2 separate regions of the Homo sapiens genome follow, and region 2 is linked to region 1. Evidence: read pairs that join two places in POLR2A ChIA-PET (ENCODE). Cell type or tissue: GM12878. All regions are shown on one strand. Each heading gives the region's core, and the rest is flanking DNA. Links, peaks and the distances in the headings are about the cores only.

Region 1 (8,358 bases), core at 2,693-6,692:
TTTGTCCCCCTGACCCCAATTCCAGACCTTCTATGGCCTTTGCTTCCCATCTTAACTAGGATTCACAATTTCTTATGCTGTTTCTGACTTCTCTGGATAGCAAATACACAGACCACATCACGGATATCAAGTAAATACAGAAAGTTCCATTTCTTACTCATCTCACTCCTGCTTTTCTACCAAGAATCCTAGAAGCTCCCAGAACATGAAAAGGTAGTGCTGATATGACATGCTGGGAGCTTTGCTTAAAGTCATTGTGAAAACGATCTCCATTGCATTTTGTCTAGCTGGCAAGCATGCTCAGCCAGCACGATGCTACGAAGACTCACTAAGATTTAATGCAGTGCTCAGTAAGGGCTGACTGCTCTAGACAGCTTTTCCCTAAGAGCCATTCGCACCAGTCCTGAGAGAAGTAAGTAGTTATGGGATAGAGCGCACCAACACCAGAGACGCAGAAAGACATTCTAATGTTTGAAGGTCAGGAGCAAGCTCTTATGTGACAAGCACCAGCAGGCAGGCTGCTCTAAGTCCCTGACTGGGACTGTCTGGAACCTGCACCGGTACCTTCACTCCATCCAGCACAGCCTTGATGACCCCCTTCACAGTCGTCACCATCTCCTTGTCTTCTGAGTTCACGCCTTCCAGCATCACTTGGTCAGACCAGCGAATGAGGTTGGCGAGGCTTTGGTACACTCGGCTATAGCAGGAAGAGAGGGCTGAGCTACAGGGAAGAGAAGAATGGAAAAAAAGAAAATCTAAAGCATGACCATCACTTAGCACAGAGCCAGCTTCTCGGTGACAAGGGTGTGTTTCTCCAACTTTCTTTGTGCAAAATCCATACTGCCTTTTAATAAGCAAACTTCTCCCATGAGACTTTTTCCATACATCCAACAAAGATTTTGTGGAGCTTTATATTCTAATCTGTGTTTCAAAATTTTTTTCATTTCCCAAATGTAACATTACAAAAATTCCACCACGATAGTTAAGATGCTTTTTCAAACTTCACATCCTTCTACAAGATTCTGATCACATCTCTCAAGGAGTGCCCCATCTTCCCCTCCTTCTAGCTGCTAATCACTAGACCAGGTCCAAGCAGTGTATACTGATTGTTAGCAATTAGAATCAAATCTATTTTAGATGTGCCACAAGGAGCCGACAGGTTTGCGGAATTTTAACAGTCATGAGCTCAAAACAGGTCTGCAGTTTATTAGAATTCCTCCGTCACGGGGCCAGCTTCATCATCTTCTGCACTATAACGATGAGACAGACGTCAGGAGCGCACGAATGAAGACTATTTTGAGAATAGCAAATCAGGGGTGACGGGGCCTGTGATGGTGGTGGGGATGTGAGGATGGGAACGCAGGTGAGTGTGTGTGTGTGTGTGTGTGTGTGTGTGTGAGAGAGAGACCACGCTACCAGCTACACTGTGATGCCAGCGCCCACAGACAGAAGCCCTGAGTGCCTCAATGATTGTAGAGTAGCAGCCGAATGGAGAATTTTTACATCTTTCACGTATTTTTAAATAACTAAAGATAATTTTCCCTAGGAATTGTGGAAAGGATTATTTTTCCATTTCAAACAATTATCACAGAGGAAGAGCAACAATATAGAAAATTTATGTGCTGCAACCTCCTCTACTCCAAAAAAACACACAAAAAACAAAAAAACACCCCAAAATGATGCAGATTTAGGAGCCAAAGATATAACTTTGAGGAAAATATATAATATTGTAAGATATGATTAAAACAGGTTCTAAAAACAAAGCTATTTAGAACAAAAATGTGAACCAAATAGTGCTTTAATGAGAAGCTCTTCAGAATCAGGCAAGGAGGAAACAATTTTTGCAAGGATCTAAAGTTTCCATTTAGCCAGGCGTTCCACTCTGCATGTTCCAACAGGAGAAAAGGGTCGGCAGGAATGAAAGCAAACTTTTCAAGTCCATTAGAAACAAACAAACAAAATTCCTAAAGGAGCCCTGAGAAAGCCAGGATTGGGTATTTTAGAAGATTATATGGATGAAAAGTATTTGTTGTTGGAACTACTCTCTTAGGAAAGAGGACGGAGAGGGGAAAACAAAGACCCTGCAGTCTCTCCGGGGGTTGGACCAGAGCTGATCTGATCCTGCAGGGGAATGTGCTTCTAACGGCTGGGCTGGACCTCGCTCTGCTTCCTGGCAAGGCCAGGTGAGGCATCTTGAAAGAAGCCTGCTGCCTTCCCCTGATGTGCTGTAGGAGGATTCCACCGGAGAAAGCATCTCACTGTCACACTGCTGGTAACAGTGAGGTGAAAGAGGGGAAACACTTTTATTCACTACTTCCTTTCTACCTGCATTGGATGCTAACGTTTCCCGGAAGGTGCTGGAATTATGTCCAGCCTTCCCGTCATTAGCTTGGAAGCAGAATATTCCTGTGTCAAGGGGCTAAGACATAAGAAAGGAAGGAAAGTTGAGGACTATAAAAAATGCCATCTGAGGCCCAGCTGCTGGCTCAGTTCCACAATGGAGCAAAGCCCTCCGCATGTGACGAGTGTGACTCTCGCTCTCACATGGGCCTCTGCGTGCCTCACTCGGGAATCCTCCATTCAAAGCTCATGCTAAGAGCCAGCTGCTTGTTGGAGGCCAGCCTATCACTGTCTCAGGAACCGAGGTGAGGGCGGCAAAGGGCCTGTTTGCAAGGACCCCCCACTCCCTGCCCCACGGAAGAAACGAGAAAGGACCTTCCAGCTCGCAAACTGCACTTAGGGAGGAAAGAGATAATGCAAAGCATCTAAAAGGAGCATCTGAGGAGGTATTTCCAATCACTGTGGGAGACCAAGAAAACCACCTCCACTAGCCTGGAAGAATTTCAGAAGGAAAACCCCTTCAATGGGATTAGTCAAAGGACTACCAGAAAACAAACCATATTTCATGGGTCCTTACAGCCACACCCAGGCACTTCCCATTTTCTCCTCTAGGAAATGGTTATAGACATTCAATGTCAATTAAGAGCCACCCCTCAATAGACAAAAAATACCCCCAGCCATTACCATGTGACTTCATCAGTTCTTACCCAGGGTTTGCAAGTGACCTCCAAGCAGAGCCTGGCTCTGGGAAGCAACACTTCTAGCAGCAATACACTCTGGGTGTGAGGGTCCAGGGGACGCTATCCTGGACTCTCCCAAAGAGGCTTAGCGCCTGAGGGTGCAGGGTGATCAGTCGCCTCTTCCCACTGTTCCCCTCTCGTCCATGCTCTAGGACATATACCCTCTGCCCATGACTGCCCGAGTCGCCGCCCTCCCCTCCCCGGGATACACCAGGCCCAGTGGCCTCAGTTCCTTTGCTCTTGTTCTCCTGCCCCCACTGCCAATCCAACTGCTGCTTTCCCTCAGGTCGGGCTCCAGGAACTACTCAGTCAAGAGGCTTCATCAGATCAACTCCAACACCCCTGTAACTCTCCCTTCTTCAAACTCCAACACAGCTTCCTCCCTGTACCGTAAAATAAGTGCTTTATCGTAGAACAGAGGGAGCTGATTTGTTTCAACTAGGCTTTAACTATTCCAAGGCAGAGACTACCACATGAGACTAGGTCCACAAAAACATGTTCTAAGAGGGAATCCATACATCTCGCTGTGGCATGACGTCAGCACATGCGCTCCTAGGAGCCCAGCACCGAACACTTCTAAGAGCCGGAGCTGGACTGACTCTGGGAAAGACAGTGAAGACAAGCATGCCCTGCCTCCTTCCCGTCACCAACCAGCGCCAGCGAGCTTCTGGCCAAAAGACCACAGTCTCCACGCGTCAGCTGAAACTCCAGGGAGGAAGCCCCAGGGCAGAGAGTTTCTTGTAAATAAAGACACTATTTGCTTTATCCCCCAGAAGAAGAAAACTATGAACTTCATTGCCAAGTTCTGAAAGCAGTTCATAAAAGCTTAGCCTCATGGGGCTAAATGAACACTAAGTCATCTTGCGGAATTGCGACAGAGAAGCATTTATCCTGAACAGGTACCATGGAAGAAAAACAAAACATGTGCCAGCCTCTTAAGAAAAAGCTCCTGCTAGGCTTTCATTTCAGATTACATTTGGTAGTGCTTTTCTTTTTACATTTAACAATAAATACAGGACAAGCTGCTAGCTAACCTTTAAGAGGAAAATGTACTCCAGCAATAAAAGTATTACCCAACAAAAGCTTCTTGGGGCAAAGGCCGGCTCCATGTCCCCTGCAGCGAGTGCTTGTAATTTTATGTTGCCTCGGCATCTGTTTTAAAATATGTTTAGCTTTCTCATACCAGAAGCAGGGCTCACGAACCCTTGACAAGGTTCCTAATACTACACCCTACCCGACTGGCTCTAGCTGGTGGCCAGAGACAGAAACTTACAGGCATCTTTGCCCGCCAGCAGGCTAGCTCCTGGCTTACCTACTGATCCTTTAAACAGACCATTTGCCTGAGAACTTAAAGCAACCACCTCTTAGTCAAAGGCTGCGCCTCCTGAACACGTGCCTGCTTGCTTTAAACCCACCAATTAAAGCTCCCTGCAGGAGGCCTGTTTGGATAAGGCCCGCCCTGGACCCAATAACCCCAAAAGCGGCGCTGGTCCATAGGGTCCCTTCTCTCTCTCCCAGCTTGTGCTTCTTCGCCTCCCTGTGCAGCCTCCAGGCTGCTGTGTAACCCCCAAGGTCTAAGGTACTAAAAAACTCTTAGCTTGTGAGCCTGCAATCCAGCCCCTGGCAGTGAAGTCTGTGAAGAGACTCATGCAGATGGAGGCCCTGCTGGTGCTCTTCAGTCTGGGCCTCTGGCGATGAGTGGAAACAGTAGCTTCCACCTGACAGATAATGAAACTCAAAAAGTTTCATTCAAAACAGGCTCCTCCCACCCGCAGTGAATCCAGGCTCCATGTCCGGGAGGCGTCCTGGCTTGACGCAGTTAAGTTCTGCAATGACCACAAACTTACACTGTGGCCACATCCCTAGGGATGGCAGAGATGTGTCCCGGGCTTCAGGAGTAATAGTGACCTCAACTCTGAGATGGCATCACGGGATAGTTGTGGGGGGAGTGGTCAGGGGAAGGATGAGGGGTGATGGAGTCCTTTTCCTGACTGTTCCTAGGAACCTTGAGTTTCCAGTGCCACCAAACCAAGATGCTTCTAAGGCTTCCATTGTTCTGACACAGCCAAAGACTTCAGAGCCACTCACCTGTGCTGAATTCGAGGATCGTTCTGCACCAGGGGTAAGATGGCCTCCAGCACCTTGCTGGCTGACCCTGGAAGCATCTCCAGTACCTTCTTATCAATTGCCATTTTGTCCACAATGGTCTTAAAGTAGCGCAGGGCACTGACAACTTCCTTCTCTTTCTCCTCCAGCCAGCTCAGGTTCTGAAAGGAGACGTTAGGCATAAGGAGGAGGAGAGAGATTAAAGGGAGCTATTTTGAAAAAATAAAGGAACATTTTCTTTAAACCAGCTTGAGATCGATAGGAATGGAAAGGCTCTTGCTACAGAAACCAAGCCAGATCATTTTTCTAAGGATTGTAATCAGGAGACAGAGGGTAGAGCTGAAGGAAGAAGGGGGCTTGGACCAAGATAGCTCATTCAGAAATTTCTGAATTCCCTTTCCAGACCCTGAGGTCTTGAAAACCACTTATCCTCCTGTCTGTCCTCATCAGCCACACTGACAGACCACCACTAACCCTGTTAACTAGAGTGAGGACTAATTTGCTGATGACTTGGAGAAGCACCAGTCAAGGCCCATGGTACATCTGTATCCTGTAAATCACATCAAGAAGCTCCAGGCTTTTGTTTCAAAGATCTGAAAGACTGTGTAAGACTGGTCCAGGGCATGAGGGGCTGAAACCCATTCCCTCAGGACTCCTCACTAGGTTCCCAGATTGTTCACCCCACTGAAGCCCCCACTCAAGGAAATGATATGCTATTCCTCAAGGGCCTGGAAGCTCCCAGGGCTAGAAGGGGCAGGAAATCTGGGGAGAAAAGGCAGAGAAGCCAGAGCAGATGACCGTGATTCTCAAGATTCAATCACGACTCATGCAGTGGGCGCTAGCAGCATTCATGGTCCCTCTGCTCCTGAGAGAAGCCCACCTGAGAGAAAGGGAAAATACAGAGCCCTGCGCTTTCCAGTGTTTAAGCCACAACCCCAAGCTTTTCTCCCTGACCGTGGGAGGCCTTGGATCCAGTTGGTGGGTCTACACACCCCTTTTGTTCTTCTCTCCAACTTCCCCTCTACTTGCCCTGATGTCAATGATCCAGGTCTCAGCTGGCTGGCAGGAAAAGGAGGCTAAGAGTAATCTACAGAAGTGGAGTCTCTGAACCTGTTCTGGTTTGGGAGGCTGTCCTTTAAAAAAAAAAAAAAAAAGAGTAGTCTACAGAATGGATAAATCCCAAAATGGACAGTGTACTCAAGTAGTCGATTACATGTCTAGTGCAAATTAAGAGGGGTGTGTATGAGGCAAACAGCCACCTGCAGGATCTCAGAGGTCTAGAGGATATAAATAAAAACTGAGGGCAAGAAGATAATTTCTAGAAAAAGGTGATTTAAACAATATACAGACAAACAAATGGTAGAAATTAATAAAAAGTGCTTATGATTCTGAATACTAGCTCTTTTCTTCTAAAATAGTGCCGATTGGCCAGGTGAAGTGGCTCACACCTATAATCCCAGCACTTTGGGAGGCCAAGGTGGGCAGATCACTTCAGCCCAGGAGTCAGGACCAGCCTGGGCAACATAGTGACACACCGTCTCAATTAAAAAAATAAAGTTTAAAAAAAGGTGCAGAATATCATTTTAAATATAAAAATGTTCAATAGTAGAGGCTTTTATTTCATGGGAATGTCAAAAGAAAAATATATAAATGGCTACTTTAGTCAGACAATGCACAAAAGACCCAGTCATTTCTTTCATTGAGTCTTTCCCACAAGGTGTCCTGCAGACTAGAAGACACAATTCTCCCATGGTGGGGGAAGTGCCCTTCCTCATCCCCATCCCTGGGTCCTGCACCCTGGCTTTATTTTTCTCTTTTCACTACCTGACAGATTTGTTTACGGTCTGTTTCCAAGAGGCTGGGCGCTTACTTTTCCACCTCGTGGACAAGAGCTCTCTGCTTCATGTCATCTGCCCGGGGCAGGGAGGAACCTGAGTGTGAAGGAGTCGCAGTGCCGACAGACCTCAGATGTGCCTAAAGCCATGGTCAACCAGGCAAGAAGAGGACTATGACAGTAACACTGCCACCTTAGCACATCAGAAAGTGTTAGAGACCAGCAATGATGAAACTTGCTGAGGAACAGGAAACATTTTAAGAAAATGTGTCATCAGGTCACACAGGGAGAAAGTGGCTAATCTGAAGATGGGAGGCACTCGAAAGTGGCAAGGCACTTCAGAGCAGAGAGTTTTTCTGTCATTGCAGAGAGATCAAATCAGCTGTTTAAGAGTCAGGCTGTCCTGGGCTCCTCCTAAAGGAGCCAACAATGTAGCACAGCCAGGCTGCCTCCGTGAACTCAGATTCTACTCCCAGAATTAATGGCCTCTGGGTGTTGTGCATTCTCCAGCCTTTCAGCTGTCAAGCTGGGGATCCTTGTGAATGCAGCCAGCAGTGAGAGTTCACAGCCACACAGCCACATCCAGCACTGGCTCGGACTGGGGACTCCATGCCTTGGCTTTGCTGAAGCTGCCTCGCTGCATAACCCGAGGGCAGGTGCGTTCACCTGCGCACCCCTCCTGCTGTGGGGGATGGATTGCCATCATTGGTCCACATAAGCCTGGAAACTAAATGAGGCTGTCCGTGTCTGGGGATGGCTTAGAGACAAAGCCAACTGCTGGGCTTTGGGCTTGTCACCCACAAAATGGGGAGAATAACATCTGCCCCGTGTAACTAAAGAGGTGACTGTGGGGGACTGAATGAGAAAGCATATGAAGTGGTTCACAACATTTAACAGGCACTATACCAACACCAGAGACCATATACCTGCCAGTAATAAAGCAGAGAAAGAGGGCCTAGGATGGGAACATCTGAAAGGGAAGAAAGAGGCCAGATCGTAGCTACCACTCATCGGGGACATGGAGGCACCCACTGTGCTATGGATTTTATATAGGCTATTTTGTTTAAAGGTTACAACCACCCTGTGAAGTGGATACTATTATTTCACAGGTGGGGAAACTGAGGCTTAGTGGGACGTGGGGGAGGTTAAGCAACTTGCCTAAGGCCACACAGCTGTAGTGACAGATATGGAATTTGAACTTGGTCTGTCTGAGTTCAGAGCCTGGAGAGATAGAGAGGAGAATAAAGACCAGATCAGAAATGTGCTGAAGTTAAAAAGTTTACTTGAGATCCCCTGGTCAAAAAGATCTCATTTAACAAACGAGTAAACTAAGACCCC
Region 2 (4,000 bases), core at 1-4,000, 64 kb before region 1:
TCAATAAGTTAGACATACATCGCACCTTGCCGTCCTCACGCAGGGAGCCCCTGGGCACTGCTCATGTGCTGCCTGGGCCCTGCTGCTCAGAACACCAAGGGCTCCCAGTGAGGGCCTGGGGAATTGCCTGGGCACACTGGGGCCAGGCACAGGGTCTGTTCTGAATTCAGGGAAGGTGAAGAGACCCCACCTCTATCCAGCTCAAGCCCAAGAACAAGGCAGACAGAGCTGTGGACAGCACCCGACCACAGACACGGTTCTGCCTGCTGCTGGAGTGAGAGGCCTGGTTTCTGAGGCTGCAGCATGGCACTGGCATTGCCTGTGCTACAGATGGGGACTCCTGCGAGTCTCACAAATACAGGGAGAATTTCAGTTCACACAACCCAAGGGCCCTGTGTGCAGAGCGGCCCTCACACGCGCACAGCAGCATTCAACAGAGCTGGGCAAGGGAAGGGGAGAGAGAGTCAAGGATTGAAATGAAGGGACTTCAAAAAGAAGGAACAAACTAAAAACCCAACCCACACACAATACTGTTAATAAGCCAGCGACTCTACACACACACTCCTTAAATAATAAAGTGACAGGTCCCGGCTGGCCCCGCAAGACCACCGCAAGAGGGGGTCCCGCCACCAGAGGGGGTCCCGCCTGCCACTGCACGGCTTTCCTCCCTCTATCTACAGGACAAACAAAACACGGGAGAGGGGAAAAAGCCCACATTTTCTTCTTGATAAATGCTGTTCAAAAACCCATGAAGGACTCAAAGTGACATGGTGGTTTAAAAAAAAACCTAAATGATCAACAGATGTTGCTTTCTATATTTTTCCTTTGTTCTGTTTGAACTGGGCTAAGTAAGCACAGTTAGACCCTGCTGTTCACTTGACCACGTCCTAAACCCGGGACAAGTGAGCACTCATTCATGCACAGCAGACCCGGAGGCATGGGCTGGGGCAGCACAACTGGGTTCCCGCAGCGCCCTGCCTGCAGGCTCATGCTGGAGGCCACGGAACCAGGCGGCACAGGGCAGATTCTGTTTGTCAAGCGCCCCACAAGCCTTGCCCAGATTGTCAAGCTCAGCAGCGAGAATGGTTTTGACGAGGAGGATGGAAACAGCATCTGCTCTGGAAGCCGCTCTGGCGTGGGGAGAGTGGGGAGAGGGTGCGCTTGCTGCAGCTGCTGCCTTAGGAGGCTCCTCTGTGGCCAGGCTTCTGCCTCCCTGCACCCTGAGGGACCATTCGGGTGCCTCAGGGATGCCCTTCCCTCCCAGGGGCACTGACAGCACTGGCTGAAAGGTCTGAAGAGCCAGAGGAGGAGCCCTGCTGGCTGGCCCAGGATGGGGCAAGGAGGGAGGGAAAGCCAGGGGATGGGGAGGGACATGAGATGGAGTTTAAGGCACACAGCGAGCGATGGAGGAGGGAGGTGCTGGCCTCTCCCCTCTGAATTAACTCCCCCAGGAGCTCAGCTCTGGCCTCAGTTTGGTGAGGTTCAGAAGACTCCCAGCAATAAAAAGTATTTCTTGGATGATCAAGTCCTCCCTTACTCCAGCCTCCTCTTCTCAGCTCCCCAGGTGGTGTGGGAGGGGCCCAGTGGCCTGGGGTGGGGGGTAAGGGGCGACGGGATGACAGAGACTGCTGCTGCTCTCAGGCGGGCAAGGGAGGCCCTGATGGCGCCAGTACCGCGGGGCAGAGCACCAGCTGCGGGGCTGCTAAGGCGTCACCTGCGTACCTTTCCGGGCCTGCTGAAAAGCTCACACCATCCTCCATGCATCAGAAGGGGAAGCGGAAAGTGAAAGGATCCTCCCCCGAGTCTACTCTGCATTCTGCCCACCCAGCTGCTTGCCCCCATTCCAGGGCCCCTGCAGGACAGGCCACCCCAGGAGGCCTCCACTCATTTGAGATTTCAGAAGATTCAGGGACCCTGGAGCTTAGGGAGGGGGAGCACCCACCACTTCCTTGGTCTGCTGATGAGGTCTCTGCTGCTCTCTCCCTGGAGGGGAGTGGGTGGAAGGTCAAGAGGGGAGAGATGGAAGTAAAAGCAGAAAACAAAACCAAACCAGAAAACCACCGGTTTGTAAATTGGCAACAAGACCTGCCTGCTGGCTGCCCTGAGGCCCACGGGTCTGCTCCCACAGAGGAAGGAGGCAGGAAGCGGCTGGCAGGCTCCAGCTCCCGCCCGGCCCCGCTGAGGGCTGGCCAGCCTCATGGCTCCGAGGCCGGGACTCCTGCCATGCGCCTAACAGGTCCAAGGTCCTCTCCGGTCTGGGAGCTGCCCTCTGCGCCCCTCGAGCATTCTCCTGGATCCCGGCGTCTGCTCCTAGGTCTTCTCTTCCCGGTCTGTTTTTCTCCTTGTTATGTTCCTGGGTTTAATTTTCAGAGACAGTTCCCATAGGGCCTCCTCAGCCAGGTGGTCACTGAAGTCATTGAAGAAGTTTATAATGTCGTCGTTCCTCCGCATGTCATAGTGCCTGGTGCAGGGGATGGGGAGCAGTCAGTGAGCACCTGTGTGGGCTGGATGGCCCGATGGCGCCACCCTCCTGGAAGGTGCCGCGGGGACCATCCCCACAGCCTCGCAGCAAACGGATGCTGCAGGGGCTACCGTTGACCAATGTGACAGAGGGGACACCAGTGCTCAGAGACGGTGCCACCAGCACATGGAGCACAAACAGGGCCCTGAGGCTGGGCTGCTCACAGGGAGGGGGCCCCAGGTGATCCCACTGCCCCCAACAACGCATGCCAGGGCCCGCCCTGGGGGAGCTCTGGTGCCTCAGAGTCAGGCAGGCCAGGGTTTGTCAGGCCCTTCTCACAGCAAGGTGGGCACCAGCTTCTGGTGTGTAAAATGGGAGGACGAGCTGTGCTGTCACGGGGTCCAGGCCCAGGGCCAGGCTAGGCCTGGCATGGAGCCTGGTGGGCATGCTCTCAAGTCATCCTGGCAGAAACTGAAGGGCCCGGACTATATCTCAGCAGTGGCAGGTCCCTGGGTCCTCTGTGGCTCCCCCTCCCCTCGGTGTCCCGGGCTGTCTCTCCTTGTGTGTGGCCCGGGGCTCAGCTCTGCCTGGTCCCCCCGGGGCAGTGGCACTCACGCCTGCTGGAAGCAGCGCATGCTGTCGAGGATGTTGAACTGCTGCCACCGCTTGGAGAAGTTCACTTTCCCGTCGATGTAGTCTGGGTTTCCCAGGTGAACGAAGGTCAGGTCCTGCAGGATCAGCCCCCTGGGAGGACGGGTTAGGCAGCCTGTTACTGCTACGGGGTTTGGAAGCAGCAAGGGCTAGAGACATGTGTCAGGCGCTAGGACTCGCAGTGAGCAGCTTCCAAACCCCAGAGCAAACCAAAGAGCCAGTCTGAGGTGTCTGTTTCCCAGAACAAACTCCCGCCTCAGCCTCTGGCCTCTGGCTCCACAAGCACCTGCTGGGGACCTCGGAAGCCAGTATGCTGATGAGGAGCCTGAGGGTGATGCGGCTGCCATGGCTCAACCCATAAGGGCGAAGCTGTGGGCTGCTAAAGTAACATTAACAAATGAGCAGTAAAAAAAAAAAATAACAAAACCCAAACCAGGGGGCAGGGGCAGAGATCTCCTTTTATTAACAGGTGTGGTGGGCTGGGTGCAATGGCTCACACCTGTAATCCCAGTACTATAGGAGGCTAAGGCAGGAGGATTGAGCTCAAGAGTTTGAGAACAGCTAGGCTGGGTGTGGTGGCTCACACCTGTAATCCCAGCATTTTGGGAGGCCAAGGTGGGAGGATCACCTGAGGTCAGGAGTTTGAGATCAACCTGGCCAACATGGTGAAACCCTGTCTCTACTAAAAATACAAAAAGTAGCCGGGCATGGTGGTGCACACCTGTCATCCCAACTCGGGAGGCTGAGGCAGGAGAATCACTTGAACCTGGGAGGCGGAGGTTGCAGTGAGCCAAGATTGCGCCACTGCCTGGGTAACAAGAACGTAACAAGAACTCCAGCCTGGGTAACAAGAACGTAACTCTGTCTCAAAAAAAGAAAAAAAAAAAG

What was found. Peaks named below come from ENCODE experiments on the same cell type or tissue, not always from the same donor. Only the 100,000 strongest peaks of a DNase experiment are listed, where the experiment ranks them.
Region 2: POLR2A ChIA-PET joins it to region 1 with 5 read pairs; 2 of 35 experiments call an interaction of 5 or more read pairs at or near these places.

Annotation. Positions count from the first base shown.
Region 1 is chr9:131,638,071-131,646,428 of GRCh38, forward strand. RAPGEF1 (Rap guanine nucleotide exchange factor 1) reads right to left here. Exons shown (of 27, transcript NM_001377935.1): 4 at 5,169-5,347; 5 at 565-721. Among named protein-coding and RNA genes, the nearest start is that of PRRT1B, 97 kb to the left of the region's middle. In GM12878, for the core only: no CTCF peak of the experiment used is centred there; no DNase peak of the experiment used is centred there; H3K27ac peaks cover 2,408 bases.
Region 2 is chr9:131,577,187-131,581,186 of GRCh38, forward strand. It overlaps RAPGEF1 (Rap guanine nucleotide exchange factor 1), which reads right to left. Exons shown (of 27, transcript NM_001377935.1): 26 at 3,077-3,205; 27 at 1-2,461. The coding sequence ends at 2,311. Among named protein-coding and RNA genes, the nearest start is that of PRRT1B, 34 kb to the left of the region's middle. RefSeq lists enhancers at 1,753-1,802, 1,833-1,962, 2,163-2,242. In GM12878, for the core only: no CTCF peak of the experiment used is centred there; DNase peaks (open chromatin) are centred at 1,755 and 1,975; H3K27ac peaks cover 1,307 bases.